Regions from separate parts of the Homo sapiens genome. Here all the other regions are linked to region 4. A link is a contact called in ENCODE Hi-C or POLR2A ChIA-PET data. All regions are on one chromosome and are shown on one strand. Each heading gives the region's core, a stretch centred on a gene start or an enhancer-like site at or near the end of the contact. The rest is flanking DNA. Distances are from core to core; before and after follow the strand shown. Region 1 overlaps LOC101927344 (a long non-coding RNA gene). Region 2 holds the start of RPL3 (ribosomal protein L3). Region 3 holds the start of TNRC6B (trinucleotide repeat containing adaptor 6B). Region 4 holds the start of RANGAP1 (Ran GTPase activating protein 1). Region 5 holds the start of MIEF1 (mitochondrial elongation factor 1).

Region 1 (3,385 bases), core at 631-3,130, 1.2 Mb after region 4:
ATGTTTTTCTATATCCTGATCGCTTCCTTGTACAACAAGGATTTTGCAATGCCATATTCTATAGAGAAAACAAACTTCAATCAAATTTCTTTGATATGGTAGCAGGAAGAGTTCAGGGCATGGCTGTGTCAAGTTTTCTCATGTGGGACCTGACCTTACATGCTCCTTGGATGGGCCACACTGGTGACCACGCGAGGCTTTGATGCTCTCATCACAGGGACCTGTTCTGAGTTTTATGTTGTCTTTGTTGGTTTCAACATTTTATGCCAAATCAGCAAGAAATTTAAATCTTTTTTCATCATGATCATTGTATTCATTCTCCTTCATTCATTGGTGAGCCTGTTCCTGGAAGCCATCTGTACCCTCGGACAGCCAGCAACGACTGAGCTACACATGGATAGAACCATGAACCACAAGAAATACCCCTGAATTCTGAACTATTTCCATATCAACTTCTCCCAAAATACCCACAGCCAGTCCAACACCATCCAACTGGATGGGAGCAGGGAAGGCGGGGAATCAGAGTGGAAAGAGACTTAGCTGAGTTATTTTTATTATTTTTAAAAGCCTTATTCATAGACATATGTGTATATTTAGAGACAGAGTCTATCACTACGTTGCCCAGGTTTGATTCTTTTTTTAGAGACAGGTCTGGAGTACAGTGGTGCAATCTTTGCTCATCACAGCCTTGAACTCCAGGGCTCAAGCCATCCTCCCACCTCAGCCTCCTGAGTAGCTGGGACTACAAGCATGTGCTGTGCCACCAAGCTGGCTTGGTGTGACTAACTGATGTCTCACCTTTGCAAACTTTACAGAAACATATGACATAGGAACACATTGCAATTACATATTGCAATTCAGCAGAAAAAAAAAAAAGAAAGACTTTCTTTTTACTGAATGGCACTGACTTACCAGGTACATACAAGCAAGTGGAGTCTGGGGACCACTTTTTGGCTGTTCTAGAGAAAGTGCCCCAAAGAGGATTCAGCAGCCAGACTCCTGTTAGTTTTCTCATCTCACTCAGAAGGCTCAGCCTCTGAAACAACCATTCCAGGACTTGGAGGCAGGGGATCTGGGTTAAAGGCCCAGCTCTGCCGTTTCCTAACTGTGGGGCCTTGGCAAGTGCAGGTCCTGTGAGCTTCACCAGCCTCATTAGCAAGAATAGTTCATGTTCCCCTGCCACGGAAGTGCCCTGTGAACTAGAAGAGAGCATGGGCAAGTATGGGGTTAGTCTCGCTAACAGATCAGCCAGCTTCTGTCTGGGCAATTCTGTCATTTAGGGTTTTGCTGGGGTGGCCCCGGGAGTCGTTTGGGAGTTCACCTATCTCCCCAGGCATGGAGAAGGGGTGGTGTTTCTGAATCAGGATTCTGAGCTGAACTGCAAACCTGACTGTGCTCCAAGTTTCTTGGACCAGCAAGCCCAGCTCCCAGAGTCCCGCTGCCCTGGCCTGAACCCGCCGCTCCACACCCCGGGCTCTCGGCAGCCGGGCGGCTCGTGGGAGGAGGCGCCATGAGCCTTCTTGCATTTCCTGCTTCAGACTTGATGGATTACAGAGGACTCCTGCTCCAGCTGTGGGGAACTCCAGCCCGCACTTTGCCTCCAGCCCGATGGTGCAAGATCCAGCTTCTCTTCAGCCTGGCATCAAACGTCTTTTTGATCAGCTTTTCATCCATTTTCTGAAAATGTAGTGATTGAGAGATGTTCTGAATCTTGCAGAATTCTGTGTCGCACCCTGGCCACACATCAATGCAGGCCTGAACCTGACCCTGGGTGGACTCCCTGCTCTCTGCCAGCCCCTTTCTCACCCCTGGGTCCCCACGGCCCCTGGCTCTCTCCCCTCTGCTAGAATCTCGCTGAGGGATTGGTGGGGAGGGGGTGGTCACGCACTGGGTGGAGATCTGGTGCCCCCTGGAGGCCGGACAGGAAGGGCCAGGGCGGACAAGGTCTTTGAGAACTCGGTGGCATCCCGCTCCTGATGGCCTGGGTCCCACCGCCCCTCCCCCAGCCTTCCTGACAGCAGAGGAGATTGATGGGGCGCTGCTCGAATGTTCTTCATCAGCGTCTTCAGTAATAAGCTTCTCCATTGGGTAACCGATCCTAGTTTAGCAAAACCGTTTGTCAACCATTTCCTCCCTTGAGCTTGATAAGAACCCCGTGGGAGAGGAGAGAGGGGGGCCCCCCAGGATCTGAAAAGCTGTGCCTCAGCCAAGTTCATGAGTCACTGGCGAGGAGGCCTGTAGGTCAGCAAAGCCTAGGAGGTCAAGAGTGCCCACATGGGGACCTACGGGCCTCAGGGCCGCAGGTTGCTGGGTTGGACCCTGGCTTGGAGCTCAGGATAGAAACCCGGAAACCCCACAGGCAAAGAAGGATGCAGAACAGAACAGGGCAGAACCAAGGACCCAGTGAGGGTGGCTGGCGTCAGAGCAAATATCAGAGTTCACAAGGTGAAATAATCCAAAAATCTATACAGAAAAAGCTAATCATTTTCTCCAATCTCTCCCCCAAAGGTGTCTACTCCTGCAGGCTTACCTGTAACCTTTGTCACTCACTCTTCTGATTCTGCAAACATATAAACCACGGAGCCACAGCCAAGAGAATCTGGACTTGTTCGTTTTTCCTGAAATAGGATATCTTAAATAATCCGTGGCTCAGCACTGCGCCCTTTTTTTTCTTTTCTTTTCTTTTTTTTTTTTTTTTTGAGACGGAGTCTCGCTCTGTTGCCCAGGCTGGAGTGCAATGTCATGATCTTGGCTCACTGCAACCTCTGCCTCCTGGGTTCAAGCAACTCTCCTGCCTCAGCCTCCTGAGGAGCTGGGACTGCAGGTGCAAGACACCACGCCTGGCTAATTTTTGTTATTTTTAGTAGAGACAGTGTTTCACTATGTTGGCCAGGCTGGTCTCGAACTCCTGACCTCAAATGATCTGCCTGCCTCGGCCTCCCAAAGTGCTGGGATTACAGGCACAAGCCACAGCACCCAGCCTCACTGTGCCCTTTTCACTGGCAGGCATTTTATTGTCCCTACAGACCCAAGACGGGGTGGGGGAGACGTGCTTTGTGCTCACCTGGCTGGTTCATGGGCAGGTGGCCTGGAGGACCCAGCCCTGGCAGCTGTGGGGTAGCTCCAGCCTGGGCCGGACAGGTAAGCGGAATCAAGAGATGGGGCCAGTTGCGGCTACAGGGCCAGGAGGGGCTGCAGCTCCTGGTCAGGGTCTTCAGAAAAGCAGGGTTCTGCTGGCTGGCCTGCAGTGGAAAGAAGACAGAGGGACAGGGAACTGGGGGTAGGGACAACCCTGCTCAACTAAGTGACCTTGAGAGGACAGGAGTCCCCACAGGAAAATCAGGAGACTGTTCCTCTGGCTGGGGTGGGCTGTGGGGAGGATGCT
Region 2 (3,450 bases), core at 371-2,870, 2.0 Mb before region 4:
GTTAGACATCTCTAAGTAGAACACACACAGGTAAGTGGCCATTATTCAAGCTTTCAGGTGAAAAAAACATGAATGAGGCAGTTCTTATGCCAGCCTCAGCAGCTCCAACCCCCCACACTAGTGTTAACTTCTCTTTGCTAAGGTTCCTGGCAAATTTACTATGCTCTGAAATCAATACCCCACACCGCACCTAAAGCAAACAGTGCTGACCATCTGTAGCCTTGGAATATTAGTTTTCAAGTTAAGCATTCCCATTCTGCTGTCGCAGCAGTTCTGACAACGTGTAACTCCTGCTTAAAAAAAAAAGTCTGCCCTCTGCTAACAGCTTGACTCCATCTCTACAATTTCCCTCCCCCTCCACTCCTATTCCCCCAACTTTTAGGATGTCTGTACATACTGGATCCCGGCCTGTCGACTTCCCGCACGATGTGAGTCATGCCAGCCTTGTATCCCAGGAAGGCTGTGAGGTGGACCGGCTTGGACGGGTCATCCTTAGGGAAGCTCTTCACCTTCCCACGATGCCTGCTGCTGCGCTTCCGAGGCAGGAAGCCGAGGGACCCATGTCTGGGAGCGGAGAACTTTCTGTGAGACTAGGTGGGAAAAAAATCACCGTCAGCACCCAAACCAAAGCAGTGCCCCCTTCTCTAGTTCCCAGCTGCTTAAGTTCCAAATCTCAGCAATACTGAAGAATCCTGACCAGACACCCAGCAAGCCGAATAAAAAGGTCATTATCTCTTCCAGGCTCGCACGTGTCAAGAATGCTTTTGTATTCGACAAAATTTAAGCTGAATCTTATTTCAAATCCTCTCAACCTGTAAGAAAACGACCCATTTTTTTTATCTAACCACACAAAAATACACTAAGTAGTGGCACTAAAAACTGCTTAACAGGCAGCTTTATATGCCAATTAGCAAGGTTTTGACCGCTAAAGAAAGGGACTCCCGGGACAAACGCTGGGTAGCAGCTAGCAATGTTAAGCTATAGGCTGCCTCCGGTGCCCGGACACTAATTACACTGATACACACAGGCCAAAGAACTCCGCAGAGCCAAATCAGAACGTGACAATCAGCACACAGTTTCTGTCCGCCCGTCAATAAGTTCATCATCTGTGGTTTCTGCGAGCTCCAGAGGCCTTCGGAGTGCACCAGCGGCCCCAGATATTCAGGAGGACTCCACAACACTCCCCTCCCCCAAGCTTCTTTACCTCCCAATGAGAACGGCGCCGAGAACCTCCACCCAAGGTCCTTCTACCCAGACAAGCAGGTTATGGGCCCTAATCCCAACTAATGATAGAATTGGTGAGGTCGAAACTTAGAAATGACTCATGGCTTTAAAAACGCCGGGCCTCCAAGCCTGCTCCCACCCTTACGGCCTCTCTCTGGCCGACCTGCAGGCCCAAAGCCAGTCCTCCAAGCGCTCTTCACAAGCCTCTCGACTTTCCAGAAAATAGGCCAGACTGAAGTCCCCGCTGGGTCGCCCGTGCCCCTAAAGCAAACCCCCGGCGCCGGCCAAGACGGGATGGCGGCGATGCGTCGCGGATTCAGCCGTGCCGACGCCGGTGACAATGAAACGGCCGCCATTACAACACATACCATCACGCCATCAAATCCCGCCGGTAGAGGCCGGTCGGCCTTACGGGTCCGCTATATAAAGCCAAATCTGGCCCCGCCCCTTCCGGCGTGCGAGCGCGCCCCCGCGGCAGACGACAGGTCGGGGGCACGTACCGAGCGCCATTTCCACGCACGCTCTTCCGCTCCTAGCTTTCGTTCAGAAGTTGACGTCAGCTTCGGAGACAGAAATTACACACTCTACGGCGAGGGGTCGGGTTCAAACTTAGTGAAAAGCCGCGGAGAGGTGGGCTAAGGGTGGGTGAGCCACAAATCTACGGCGTCCGGCAGCAGCCAAATTTGATAATAACGAAGAAAAATGGCTGCGTCGCTTCTCCTCCTGTGATATGCAGCTATCTCTGGAATTAGCGAAGAAAGACTGAAACTCTCGTTTCCTGGCTCCCACGCTGGTTTTGCGGCGACACCAATTTACCTTTAATACCTTTAATCTCGGGCATCCCTCCCTCAAGCCCTATCTCTGCCATTTCTCCCATGCTAATGCAGTGGCCCGCGCTTGATTCTGAGGGTCAGGAGCGTCCCAAGCCTGCGGAACGGCCTCACGACCTCTGGTCATGCCGAGTCCAGCTGCTCAGCCTCCCGGAGCCCCACGCCTTCCAGACCTATGCATCAGCGAGGGCTTTCGCTGATCTCTGCCTAGGCTCCAGGGTGACTCGGATCCTGACCGATTCCCTGCTTCCAGGCTGGTCCCTTACAAATCTCTTTTTTGAGACGGAGTCTCGCTCTGTCGCAGTGGCGCGATCTCAGCTCACTGCAAGCTCCGCCTACCGGTTCCCAGTTCAAGCAGTTCTCCTGCCTCAGCCTCCCGAGTAGCTGGGATTACAGGAATGCGCCACCATGCCTGGCTAATTTTTTTTTTTTTTTTTTTTGTATTTTTAGTGGAGACGGTGTTTCACCATGTTGGCCAGGCTGGTCTTGAACTCCTGATCTCGTGATCCGCCCGCCTCGGCCTCCCAAAGTGCTGGGATTACAGGTGTGAGCCACCGCGCCTGGCCCCCTACAAATCTTTCTAAGAATCAAGTATCTCGTTACTTTCCATGGCCGCCTCGTTGTTTCCTCGGAATTAAGCATCAACTTCAGCGGCCACCAAAGACGCTCCCCTAACCGTCTACTTCAGCCTCATGGCTGCGCCAGAGCACACGCTCTCATATCACCTGCTTCCTCTGTCCCACCCTGTCATCTTCTTTAATTCTGGGCCTGGCCTTTGCTCCCACCGTCGTTTGAAAAGCATTCTCTCGGCCAGGCGCGGTGGCTCACGCCTGTAATCCCAACACTTTGGGAGACCGAGGCGGGCGGATCACCTGAGGTCAGGAGTTCGAAACCAGCCTGGGCAACATGGCGAAACCCCGTCTCTATTAAAAATACAAAAATTAGCGGGGCACGATGGTGTGCGTCTGTAATCCCAGCTACTTGGGAGGCTGAGGCGGGAGAATCGTTTGAACCCGGGAGACGGAGTTTGCAGTGAGCTGAGATTGCGCCAGTGCAATCCAGCTCAAAAAAAAAAAAATTATCTCAATCCTCACACCATTCCCGAAGGACATAAGTGATAGATCTTCAATCCATTATTAGAAATCCTGGGGGCCACATATGTTTCAAAATTGAGCATTTTTTGATTTTTAGAAAGGTAATATGGTGCACATACTGTATATTATGTAATACAGCACTTTTTAAAGAAAAACAATATTCCGTAAGGAAACATGAATATTCACATGGAGTGGGACAAATATAAATAGACTCACATCAGTTCAAGGCTGACTTTGCTGCTCAAAAAATGCATCAGTTTACTTTTTGCTGCCAAATAATTTAAGAAGGTTTTTAAAATTTC
Region 3 (3,384 bases), core at 89-2,588, 1.1 Mb before region 4:
TCCAAGTCATTGATTTATTCATTTATTTACCTCCTATGTGGTGTTTGGTGTGGAGCCTCACAGAGCAGTGAAGACGTGGTGTTTTTCCTTATACAGTTTACAGTCTCCTGGGGAAGACTAATGTTAAGCACATTCTTTCATAAATTGCAATTATGACCATTGCTCTGAAGAAGTAGTAAAGGATATTATGGGAGTGTTAACAGGAGGGCCTGGTCTGGACTGCGAGGGTCAAGAAGCCTTCCCAGGGTGGAGGCGAACTTTTGAGATGGCCAGGAAAAGATGAACAGAACTACTCAAAGAAGCCAAGTGCAGAGTTTCAGAGGTGAAAGAAACCAAAGATACCATCTAGGGAAGCCCAATCTCCGCCGGCTACCAATGAGAAAACGGAGGCCAGGCAGGGTGGGAGGATGGGTAAGGGACTTACTTACTTGCTGTTAGCAGTGAAGTTACACGGCCTGTGAGCCGCGGGGGCTGGAGATGCAAACCGAGCTTGGGTTTCTTAAGTGGGTAGGAGTGGAGATGTATATGCGAAGGAGAAGGGATTAGGAGTGGTGGAAACCAGGTAGGTTTTAATTTAGTGCCTAGGCTCCCTCAGCTGCAGAGCTACCTCCTGCGGTGGGGGAGGGGATTAAAGATGACTCAGACCTGCCCTAGCCCAGAGAAACTCCGTTTGCAGTGCTGAAGCATAGTTTTTATTTGGGTTTGGGGGAGGAGGTACTGAACACACATACAGGCAAAACAATAAGTGTAGAGTTCAGAATTGGGAAACCAGTCCCTCTTCTGCAGCTGTTCAGCTGTGTGATTTGGGATAAGTCACTTAACCTTTCTGAATTGCAGTTCAGTTTATACTTTTGTGCGTTTCTTTCAGTCTTTTTCTATACATTTTAGGAGTTTCTTAGAGATCAGTCGTGCCCTGTATTTCACCTCATTCTTTCAAAGCTAAAGCCTCTTGTTTGGTAGAGCTGTGTTTCAGCCCCTTTTACAGAGCAGTTTGCCAGCCTGTGCTTGCCCAAACATCTAGAGAATAACTAGCAAGCGAGCCAGGAGAAGATCCAGGAGCTGTAAGAATCGTTAGCAACTGAGCATATTTCTATAAACCAATAAAGGTTTTTCTGTTTTGTTCATCTGTTACCCTTATGCTGTTGCCACTTTCACATGCAGTGTCTGTAGGCGGAGAGTATGAGATAACAGCATTTCACAAATGAAAGTGAGTGGAAAAGGGCTGCTTCCCCTTTAAGGCAGTCTCAGCTCCAGCTCCCTCCCCTTTCCTGATTGACAAACCTACCCGAAGTCACATGATCTGCCTCTATTTGAAGGTCACAAAAAGCTGCTTCCTTTAGAGACAGAGAGGGAGAGAGAGAGCAAGAGGGAGAGTGTGTGAGAGAGAGTTAGTTCAAGCCAAAATGGCCGACAGAGTCTCTGCTGGTTTCTGAATATTTAAAATACAAAAAAACAGATAGACAAAAAGAATTCATTTTTTGGACCTTTTTTCATTTCCATTTCTACCTTGTATGCCTCAATTTGCTGGATTTAAGCACTGCTGCACTTTATGAGGTTGGTAAATATTTTCAATTTTTTTTAACCAATTGATTTATATGGATCTTGTCTAACCGTTTTCACTGGTGGTGTTGCAAATCGACATTTGTCTAGCATGGAGACTGGCTTCAGACATTTCGTGGATCTGTGTAAATCAGACCCGTGATGTACTTTGGTTCGGCATTTTAGAAATGGAAAAGACGTGGTAAAATATTTAGATTTTGAAGTGATTTAATTGCACTTTTAATGTATATGCAGATTTTCATCATCGTTTCTATCTTGCAATAAATGAAGCTGCGAGTAATTGGAAATTTGCTATTTAGAAAGAGGTTTTTAAAAAACACAGACCTCCCCCTCCCCCCTTAAATCTGCTGCAAAAATTTGCATAAATATAAATGGGTTTGCATTCTTTCGGCTGCTAAGGCCGACAAAGGATCTGGGAGGGCAAGCCCTAGAACGGGAAAGCCTTTTTCTATCTTTTTATTTTTTAAACTGGGCCCTCCTTCCTAGAGAGATGTAAAACCTAAAGTAAGACCTAATACATTTTAAACATCAGGTTGGGGGCGGGTGAACACCAGGAGGTTTGGGGTTTGTAGATTCCCCTGCTTGAAAACCTCCCAAGCAATATGTGGCTCACCCCTCTCCTTTCTGCGCGCGCTCATTTGCACTGGGTCTCTGTGTGTGTTCTCAAATGTGCAGCCAGATGCGCTTTTATTTTGATCCTGGATTCAACCAAAGGGTAGGACTATGTTGTAAACATGGTGTTTTAAAGATATGAACAGCTATTCACCGCGATTAGAAATTATTTCTTTATCAGTTCTCCCTGTGTATTAGCCTTCTTCATTCCTCACGAAATAAAATTTTTGTTTAATTTTACACAGATGCAAAACTGAGTTTTTCAGCATAAATTCATCGTGTGAGTGTGTGGTTGCCTGTTTCGGCCATGTATCCACTGCGAAGTGGTCATTTAGGGTCACATGTATAAGTAGCAGTCTATGTGATTGTTAGTAACCCCTGAAGCTGTGCAGTGCCTGAAGTTAAATTCCATTACTCCTAATGCAGGATTCTGGAAGCCTGAGAGCAGGGAGGAAAGAAAGCTGAAAACTTGCTTTCTCAGAGCCTCCTCCCCCTATCATTGTGAGAGTGTGATGTAATGCTTCTCGGTCTGGTGGGCTGAAAGGATTGTAGTTTGTGATGTGGCGGGTAAATTGCCCCCACCCCTGGGTAAATTACTCCACCCCCCTGAGCACATCCCTGGCTCTGAGAGGCCTTGTTTTCTTTTCTCTTTTTTTCCTAATTTGTATCCTCCTGATTTATGCTGTGGCATATTGGCATGAGAAAGAGACTGTTCTTCTAAATCTGTTACAAAGTATAGTTTAGAAAAGGCATTTAAAATATGCAAATGGGTTGAATTGTCATATCCCCATCATTAAATATGTAGACGTGGATTAAAGCTAATTAAGCATAAATGGAATAATTTTGATCAGAAGGGAGCAGTGTTTTTTGTTGTTTCCTTTTTAATTAATCTAATTATGAGATGCTTACTGGGCCTGAAAGTGTTAAAAAAGATAAAGTGGAAAAAATGCTGGACCATTTTGAAAATTTGACAGTCTGGAAGAGGGTGTGTGGTGCTTTCAAAAGCTTTATTCACTCTTAAAATGGATTGGCCTCTTGTGCTGAAAATGGCCTGTTTCTTTGGGCCAATTGTGTGTAGATGAAGGGACTTTCACGCTAATTTAACAAAAAGACTTTCCATTTGAATACATAAGATAATTAAAGCCCTCTGTCTCTAACAAGCAAGGATTTTATTATTTTAAAAAATTAATGTTGTTATGTTAGTAATGGTAA
Region 4 (3,265 bases), core at 72-2,571:
TTAACCAGAAACCAGCCCAGTGCAATAACTCACACCTGTAATTCCAACATTTTGGGAGGCTAGGCGGGAAGATCACTTTAGACCAGGGTTCGAGACAAGCCTGGGCAACAGAATGAGACCCTGTCTCCACAGAAAAATTTAAAAATTAGCCAGGTGTGATGGCATCTGTAGTCCCCATGACTTGGGAGGTTGAGGTGGGAGGATCGCTTGAGCCCAGGAAGCCGACGCTGCAGTTCAGCGGTGATCGTTCCACTACACTCCAGCCTGGGTGACAGAAGGAGACCGTCTCTAAAAAGATAAAAAAATTTAAAGAAAAACCAACAAAAAAATTAACCTGAAACCCCAGCATCTCTTGCAGTTCTGAGATGGGACAATTTGAGGGTAAAAGGTGGTGGTGAAGCCTCCAGATAGAATAGGGACAGAACTTCTCAGCTGAACGGGGGCCCATTCCTCAGTCCAAGAGAGAGCGAGACAGAGATGCACCCCTCCACACTCACTTTATAAACCAAGAAACTGGAGCACAGAAACGTAAATTGATTTGTCCAAGGTCAGCAAAGGATCAGCGCCAGAGCAAAAGCAAAGGGCTAATAGAGAAACATCCTCTCCCCGCTCCGCAGCAACGTCAGAGACTTTCTGAGGTGAGATGCATGCTCCTGCAAAGCGTCAGCAGTGACTCACATCGATTCCAGGGACAGCGGCGCCAGCCCGGGGCCCCCGCGGGCGTGGGCCTGCTGGGAGGTGGCTCTGCGGGAGCGACGCGCGAATACAGGCCGCAAATGATAGGCGGGCGGCGCAGGAGCCCCATCTGGAATCCCCGGCGGACTCGCACCGCCTCCGGTTGACAACAATGCTAATATGAGACGCCACTGCTAGCAGCTGCAGGCTGAGCTGCTCTGGCGAGTCAGACGCCCTTTAAGCCTCAGTTTCCCCATTTGTGAAAGGAGCCAGCGCCGCTCAACAACCCCACTCCCACCGCCACCCCTGGGGCGCTCGGCCGTCGAAGGCTAAGTGAAGAAGGCCGAGGGGGCAGGCAGAAGGCGCACACGGGCGCCACGCCCTCCTCGCCCCGCACCCCTGTTCCAGGCAGGTGACGGGGAAAGGAAAGGGACCCTGACTCTACCGTAAACAGGCGGCGCCGCCGCGTGGGGGGAATCGAGCGCGCGCCTCCGCCCTCTGGGGCGGGGACGGATTTAGGGTCCGGGTCAGGCCGGGGTCGCCACCTCCGGATCCAGCGGTCCAGATGTCCAGCCGGCTAGTCTGTTAGCTCTCTCGAGCTCCCGGCCTCACGCGCTTCCAGCACCACCTGCTCTCCGCACCGCGGCGGATGATGGCGGAGGAGGAGGATTTTGAAAGCCGGCAGTTTCTTTGCTTCGATTTGATTTGTTCGAGGCCCCGGCCGGCTTGCCCTCGCCCCGCTCGCGCGGCCTCTCGGGTAGAGTAGTCCGGTTCCCCATCTGGGAGCGCGATGGGGCGCGCACCGCGAACTACCCGTCCCATGGCGCACCGCGCGCAGAGCGTCCTCCACCGCCCTCCTCTTCGCCCTCCCCTGGTGGCTTCTGGCTCTTTCTCGCAGAGACCGCAGGGAGGTGTTCAGCCGGGAGCGCCCAGAGACTACAATTCCCAGAATGCGTTGCACCCAGGTCCCTCAGCTCTTCCGGAAAGGTTTTGTTCGCGTAACTTTGTTGATAACAGGTACTGCTGGCTGCTGGGTCTCTTGGGCAAGACACAGGTATCCATTTCCCGAAAGAAAAGACTCTTTTCCGTCCCATGAAACTGAAAGGGCATTCGAAGGCTTCCACATAAATATGCACAAATTACCTGATAATTAAAAAGGGGAAATAGTAACTATCGTAGAGAAGCTCCGCAGACACCACTTGAACGGCCACGTTAACATCAACAGCAGGACAAGCTGACATTCATCGCACGCTTTCTGTGTGATGCACTGAGAAAAACACGGCGTCACCGTCCGGTCTATAATGCATGACCTTAGTCTAATCATGAGAAACCCAAGCTGAGGGACATGGTACAGAATAACTGATCTGTACCCTTCCGGAAATGTCTGTATTATGTAAGACAAAGAAAAACTGAGGAACTGTTGCCGATTACAGGAAACGAAAAAGACAACTGAATGCAAGACATGGTCCTGGATCGGATCCTGGGTGGGGATTGCTATAAAGGACAATACTGAAACAGCAAAACTTGACTATATTAGATAATAGTATTGTATCAATGTTAAATTTATTAATTTTGATTATGGTACAGGGTTATGTAAGAGACTGCCCTTGTTCTTGGAAAAAAATGCTGAAATAATTAGGGACAAAAAGGACATGATGTCTGCAACCTTTATGGTTAAAAGAAATATACCTATACATATACATAGAGAAAGCAGAGACACAAATGTGGCAAAATGTTAATCAGTTAATCTGGTTGAAGAATATGGGAGTTCTTTGAACATTTTTGCAACTTTTCTGTAGGTGTGAATTTAAGCATAAAAACACAAACAGCGTTTTTTTTTTGTTTTTTTTTTTTGAGATGGAGTTTCACTCTTGTTGCCCATCTTGGCCTCCCAAAGTGTTGGGATTATAGGCGAGAGAGTGTGAGACCAGCCTGGGCAACATGGTCAAACCCTGTCTCGACAAAAAATACAAAAATTAGTTGGACGTGATGGTGCAAGCCTGTAGTCTCAGCTAAGGGCCTGAGGCAGGAGGATCTGGAGCCTGGGAGCTTGAGGCTGCAGTGAGCCGTGATTGCACCACTGCATTTCAGCCCTGGCGACAGAGCAAGACCTTGTCTCAAAAACTGAAAAAAGAAAAAAAAAAAAAGTTAAACAGATCATGCAGGCTGGGCGCAGTGGCTCACACCTGTAATCCCAGCACTTTGGGAGGCCGAGGCGGGCGGATCACCTGAGGTCAGGAGTTTGAGACCAGCCTGACCAAAATGGAGAAACCCCGTCTCTACTAAAAATATAAAATTAGCTGGGCATGGTGACGCATGCCTGGAATCCCAGCTACTCGGGAGGCTGAGGCAGAAGAATCGCTTGAACCCGGGAGGCGGAGGTTGCAGTGAGCCGAGACGCACCATTGCACTCCAGCCTGGGCAACAAGAGCGAAACTCCGTCTCTAAATAAATAAATAAATTAATTAATTAATTAACAGATCATGCCATATCCTTTTACACACAGCTCATTTAATCTTCACCACCACAAGGGAAGTGGGCATCATTACCACCCTTCCCAGCACAGAGATGAGAAAACTGAAGCTCTAGA
Region 5 (3,186 bases), core at 2-2,501, 1.8 Mb before region 4:
TCCATTCCGTTATTCTCAAGCCAGACAGATCCCATTGAAAGGGAAGTCAGATCCCAGCACTTCTTGGCTCTGAACCCTGCTGTGGTTCCTTTGCACCCGCCATCTCCCTCCCAGTTCTGGTAAGGGCCTCCCCTCTGGCCTCTTTCCCAGCTCCTGCTCACTCAGCTGCGAAAGCACTGGCTTTCTCCCTGTGGCTCCTAGACCACGCTGAGCTTAAAGGCTTACCTGGGGGGAGGCCTGAAATGCTCTTCCCTGCAATGTTCTTCTCCTGGTTCTCGTCCTTTTATCAGATAGCCTGACTATTCTGCAATTGCCCACCCCTCTACTGGTAGATATTACCTTTTAATCCTCACCACAGCCCCAAGGCTGGGTGAGGTTAGGAAACTTGGCAGAGGGCAGCTGTCCCTAAGTGGTGGAACTGGAACTAGGAGCCAGCGGTGGCCCCGGTGGCCCCGGACTCCAAAGCCCCAGGCCCTGGGCTTGGCAGAGCCAGGCATGGAGGGAGGCAGTTGGGGGAGGGAGCTTCCATAGAGACACGGCCTCCGTCCTCAAATCTAGTGAGAGACAGAGAAGCAAATGGATAAATTACAGTGCCTGGCATATGGTAGGCGCCAAGAAATACGTTTTGTTGTTGAACAGATTATGAGGCGTAAGATGTGCAGACATTTCCGTGGGGCCCAAAGAAGGCACGTGAGTGTGTTAGAGGGAGGCGAGGAAGGGGCTGGGAGAGATTTCCCAGTGAAGGGGGGCATTTGAGGTAGACTTTGAAGGAAGGGTAGGAGTTTGCCAGAAGCCATGGGGCCTGGGGAGTAGGAACAGCATGGAGGGATGAAAAGAAGGCGATCTGAGAAAATGGGTTTTGAGGAGCTCTGAATATTAGTGTTAGAATTCCCTCAGGTACCCCAGGGCCCCAGCCAGAGATCAGCATATACAGTACAGGAGGCTGGCCAGGTACCCCGACAGGCTAAGGGGTTGCCAGCAGGTGAGGGGCCTACCCGGTGCGGCAGCCTTGTTGGACAGCGAGGCTACCTCCTGCCCTCTGAACTTCTGCCAGCATCGGGACCACCCCGGTACCCACAGCCGGACCCGGACACCGGAGTCCTCTGGGGGCGGGGCGCGAGTGGCCTCTGCAGGCCAGTCCCTTGGTGAGGTCACACACGGAGGCGGGGCTCAGGATTGGGGGGCGGAATCATGCGCAGGGGGCGGGGCCCGAGAGAGAGCTTGGAGAAGACCGGAAGTCCCTCCGCCTCCACTCGCCCTCGTGCTCCCTTCAGCCCCTTCGCAGCTCCGTGCGCAAGGTCGTGTCCCGGAAGTGAAGGGGCCATGTTGATGGGTGACCCGGGGAGAGGTACCCGGCCAGAGGCGAGTCCTGCGGAGTGGTAGCGCGCACGGCCTGCGGGTGAGTGAGAGAAGGAATGAGGGCCGCCGGCGGCTGGGCGGCGGGGAGGTTGCAGCGCCTCCTCTCAGGCTGCTGCCGGCGCCTCGCATGCGGCCCGGAGTCAGGATACCAGCATGCAGCCGGGGGTCTCGCCCCATCCCGCCCTGGACTTTCCCCTGGGAGACCCCTCGGCTGCCCCGCCCCGCCCCAACCTCGGAGACCTCCAGTGCCCCGAAGCAGGCCTGCCCTGGCCTCTGGGCCTCCGCACCCCGGCCCGGCCCCCACGGTTGGTGAAGTGCAGACTGGCTGGGGCTCAGCCGCCCAGTCGCCCAGCGACCTTGTAGTTACAGCCCTCGCCGTGACAGTCGCCTTTTACAGCATCAAACACTTCTGTTGATTTTCTGCATCGGGAGGTCCTTAGGGCCGAGGGATCTCTTAAACAGTTGAGGAAAAATGGGCAGGGATGGTGGCTTGCTCAAGCTTGCGCAGGAAGTTAGCAAGGCCGGAGGCTAAGGGCTCGCGGACTTTGGGCCCAAAGTCCAATCTTTTTTTCCAGCCAAATACTTCCCCCACTTGGTGTCATTTCTTTATTTCTGAAACGGAGGTGATCATTTCTTCCACATAGGGACGTTGTGAAATTCTCTCCGTTACGCATAATTTTGAGCCCCTTGTATGTGCCAAGCGCTGTGCTGGGAAAGTTCGTGGAGCACCCAGAAGTGCTGTACACACGGTCCGGCTCCAGCAAAGGGTAACTCATTCCAGAGGCAGGCAGAGTTGGGGTCAGGAGTGCAGCCCTCCCCTTGACAGCTGTGGGCCCGCGGGCAAGTTACTTCCCTCTGGGAGATTGTTTCCTCCACTTAAAATGGGGTAATGTTGACCCCTAGGGTAGCTGACAGAATGAGTTGTTATGTGAGACATGCTTCGAACATTGCACGTTGTATATAGTGCAATATAATGCAATAAGCATTTACTGTTACTAAGAACCCTGACCACCTTCTAGATTCTTAATTTAAATGTGGTCATGGGCAACAAAGCACTTTACAGATATGCTTGTGTAAGGGTTTATTGTTACTGAAGGAAGGCAGTGGCAGTTTATACTTAAATGTAATTATTTATTGAGCATTTACAAACCTGGCTAGGTGCTACTAATAATATCTGCTGTTGATAGAGTGCTTCGTGTGTGCCAAGTGCTGTTCTAAACATATTCACATACATTAAACTCATTTAGTGCTTATGCCAACCGTATGGGCAAAATATGATTTTTATCCTCACTTCACAGATGAGGAACTGAGACAGTCACAGAGAGGTTAGGAGACTTGCCCACGGTCATGCAGCTCGTAAGTGCTGGTGCCAGGATTCAAGTATGGCTGAGTGCTTGTCTTCAACCCTCCTAGATCACCCCCTGTGGTGAAGTTCTATTACCGTTCATTACGTGCACAGTTCTCAAAATAATCCTATGTGGTAGGTACTATTGCCATAATATCCTAATCTCCATTTTATAAGTGAGGAAGCTGGTGCTCAGCGGGGGTTCAGTCCTTTGCCCAAAGTCATATGGCAAGTAAGTGGCAGGGCCAGGATTTGAGCCCTGGTGAACCACAACCTGTATGTTTCCAGAATGGGCATCCAGAGGCTGGGGTCTCTAGTTCTAGTCTTGCCATTAAGTCATACGGTGACCTGGAGCGGGGGGTCTCTGGAACTTGGATTAAAAAGCCCTCACATAGTCTCTACAGGTCCTTTTGTTATTAATTCTGATACTAGGCTTGTATGTCTTTCCTTCTGTTTATAGTGTGACACCCAGCCCCTGCCAG

Evidence for each region. A loop is a pair of places that touch in the nucleus more often than their neighbours do. ChIA-PET counts read pairs that join two places held with the same protein, here RNA polymerase II (POLR2A). Pooled maps may share reads with other maps.
Region 1: a map of CD4-positive, alpha-beta T cell shows a loop between it and region 4 (19-fold over the local background). The contact joins the enhancer-like site here to the promoter of RANGAP1 in region 4. A Hi-C loop is called at or near these places in 2 of 168 maps with a recorded cell type or tissue (CD4-positive, alpha-beta T cell and CD8-positive, alpha-beta T cell) and 8 of 50 pooled maps. POLR2A ChIA-PET finds 5 or more read pairs at or near these places in 5 of 52 experiments (CD4-positive, alpha-beta T cell, CD4-positive, alpha-beta memory T cell, CD8-positive, alpha-beta T cell and 2 more).
Region 2: a loop to region 4 is called in a pooled map, with 12 times the contacts of the local background. The contact joins the promoter of RPL3 here to the promoter of RANGAP1 in region 4. A Hi-C loop is called at or near these places in 3 of 50 pooled maps. POLR2A ChIA-PET finds 5 or more read pairs at or near these places in 3 of 52 experiments (CD4-positive, alpha-beta memory T cell, HepG2 and activated CD4-positive, alpha-beta T cell).
Region 3: a map of B cell shows a loop between it and region 4 (11-fold over the local background). The contact joins the promoter of TNRC6B here to the promoter of RANGAP1 in region 4. A Hi-C loop is called at or near these places in 1 of 168 maps with a recorded cell type or tissue (B cell), 2 of 37 single-sample maps with no recorded cell type and 6 of 50 pooled maps.
Region 5: a pooled map shows a loop between it and region 4 (12-fold over the local background). The contact joins the promoter of MIEF1 here to the promoter of RANGAP1 in region 4. A Hi-C loop is called at or near these places in 1 of 37 single-sample maps with no recorded cell type and 4 of 50 pooled maps. POLR2A ChIA-PET finds 5 or more read pairs at or near these places in 1 of 52 experiments (WTC11).

The regions. Positions count from the first base shown.
Region 1 is chr22:42,442,676-42,446,060 of GRCh38, forward strand. LOC101927344 (a long non-coding RNA gene) reads left to right here. Exons shown (of 6, transcript NR_188414.1): 3 at 3,027-3,141. Among named protein-coding and RNA genes, the nearest start is that of NFAM1, 12 kb to the left of the region's middle. RefSeq lists enhancers at 1,505-1,684, 1,692-2,458. Within about 2 kb of position 1,881, at least 35 of the 41 ENCODE cell types and tissues checked have a DNase peak (open chromatin) inside an H3K27ac peak, as active enhancers do; they include CD4-positive, alpha-beta T cell and CD8-positive, alpha-beta T cell, where a contact is called at or near this core.
Region 2 is chr22:39,318,003-39,321,452 of GRCh38, forward strand. It overlaps RPL3 (ribosomal protein L3), which reads right to left and starts at 1,621. Exons shown (of 10, transcript NM_000967.4): 1 at 1,593-1,621; 2 at 398-590. The coding sequence starts at 1,595. SNORD43 (small nucleolar RNA, C/D box 43) reads right to left here and starts at 1,111; the gene lies at 1,050-1,111. RefSeq lists enhancers at 610-1,499, 1,366-1,415, 1,500-2,389, 1,806-2,225, 2,390-3,278.
Region 3 is chr22:40,176,587-40,179,970 of GRCh38, forward strand. It overlaps TNRC6B (trinucleotide repeat containing adaptor 6B), which reads left to right and starts at 1,339. Exons shown (of 23, transcript NM_001162501.2): 1 at 1,339-1,554. The coding sequence starts at 1,550. RefSeq lists an enhancer at 1,178-1,227.
Region 4 is chr22:41,284,866-41,288,130 of GRCh38, forward strand. RANGAP1 (Ran GTPase activating protein 1) reads right to left here and starts at 1,322. Exons shown (of 16, transcript NM_002883.4): 1 at 1,121-1,322. RefSeq lists enhancers at 1,025-1,094, 1,525-1,744, 1,775-1,844, 2,165-2,214.
Region 5 is chr22:39,501,039-39,504,224 of GRCh38, forward strand. MIEF1 (mitochondrial elongation factor 1) reads left to right here and starts at 1,252. Exons shown (of 6, transcript NM_019008.6): 1 at 1,252-1,399; 2 at 3,165-3,186. LOC105373035 (a long non-coding RNA gene) reads right to left here and starts at 1,122. Exons shown (of 3, transcript XR_938263.4): 1 at 996-1,122; 2 at 226-554. RefSeq lists enhancers at 1,032-1,533, 1,391-1,440, 1,534-2,033 and a silencer at 1,541-1,650.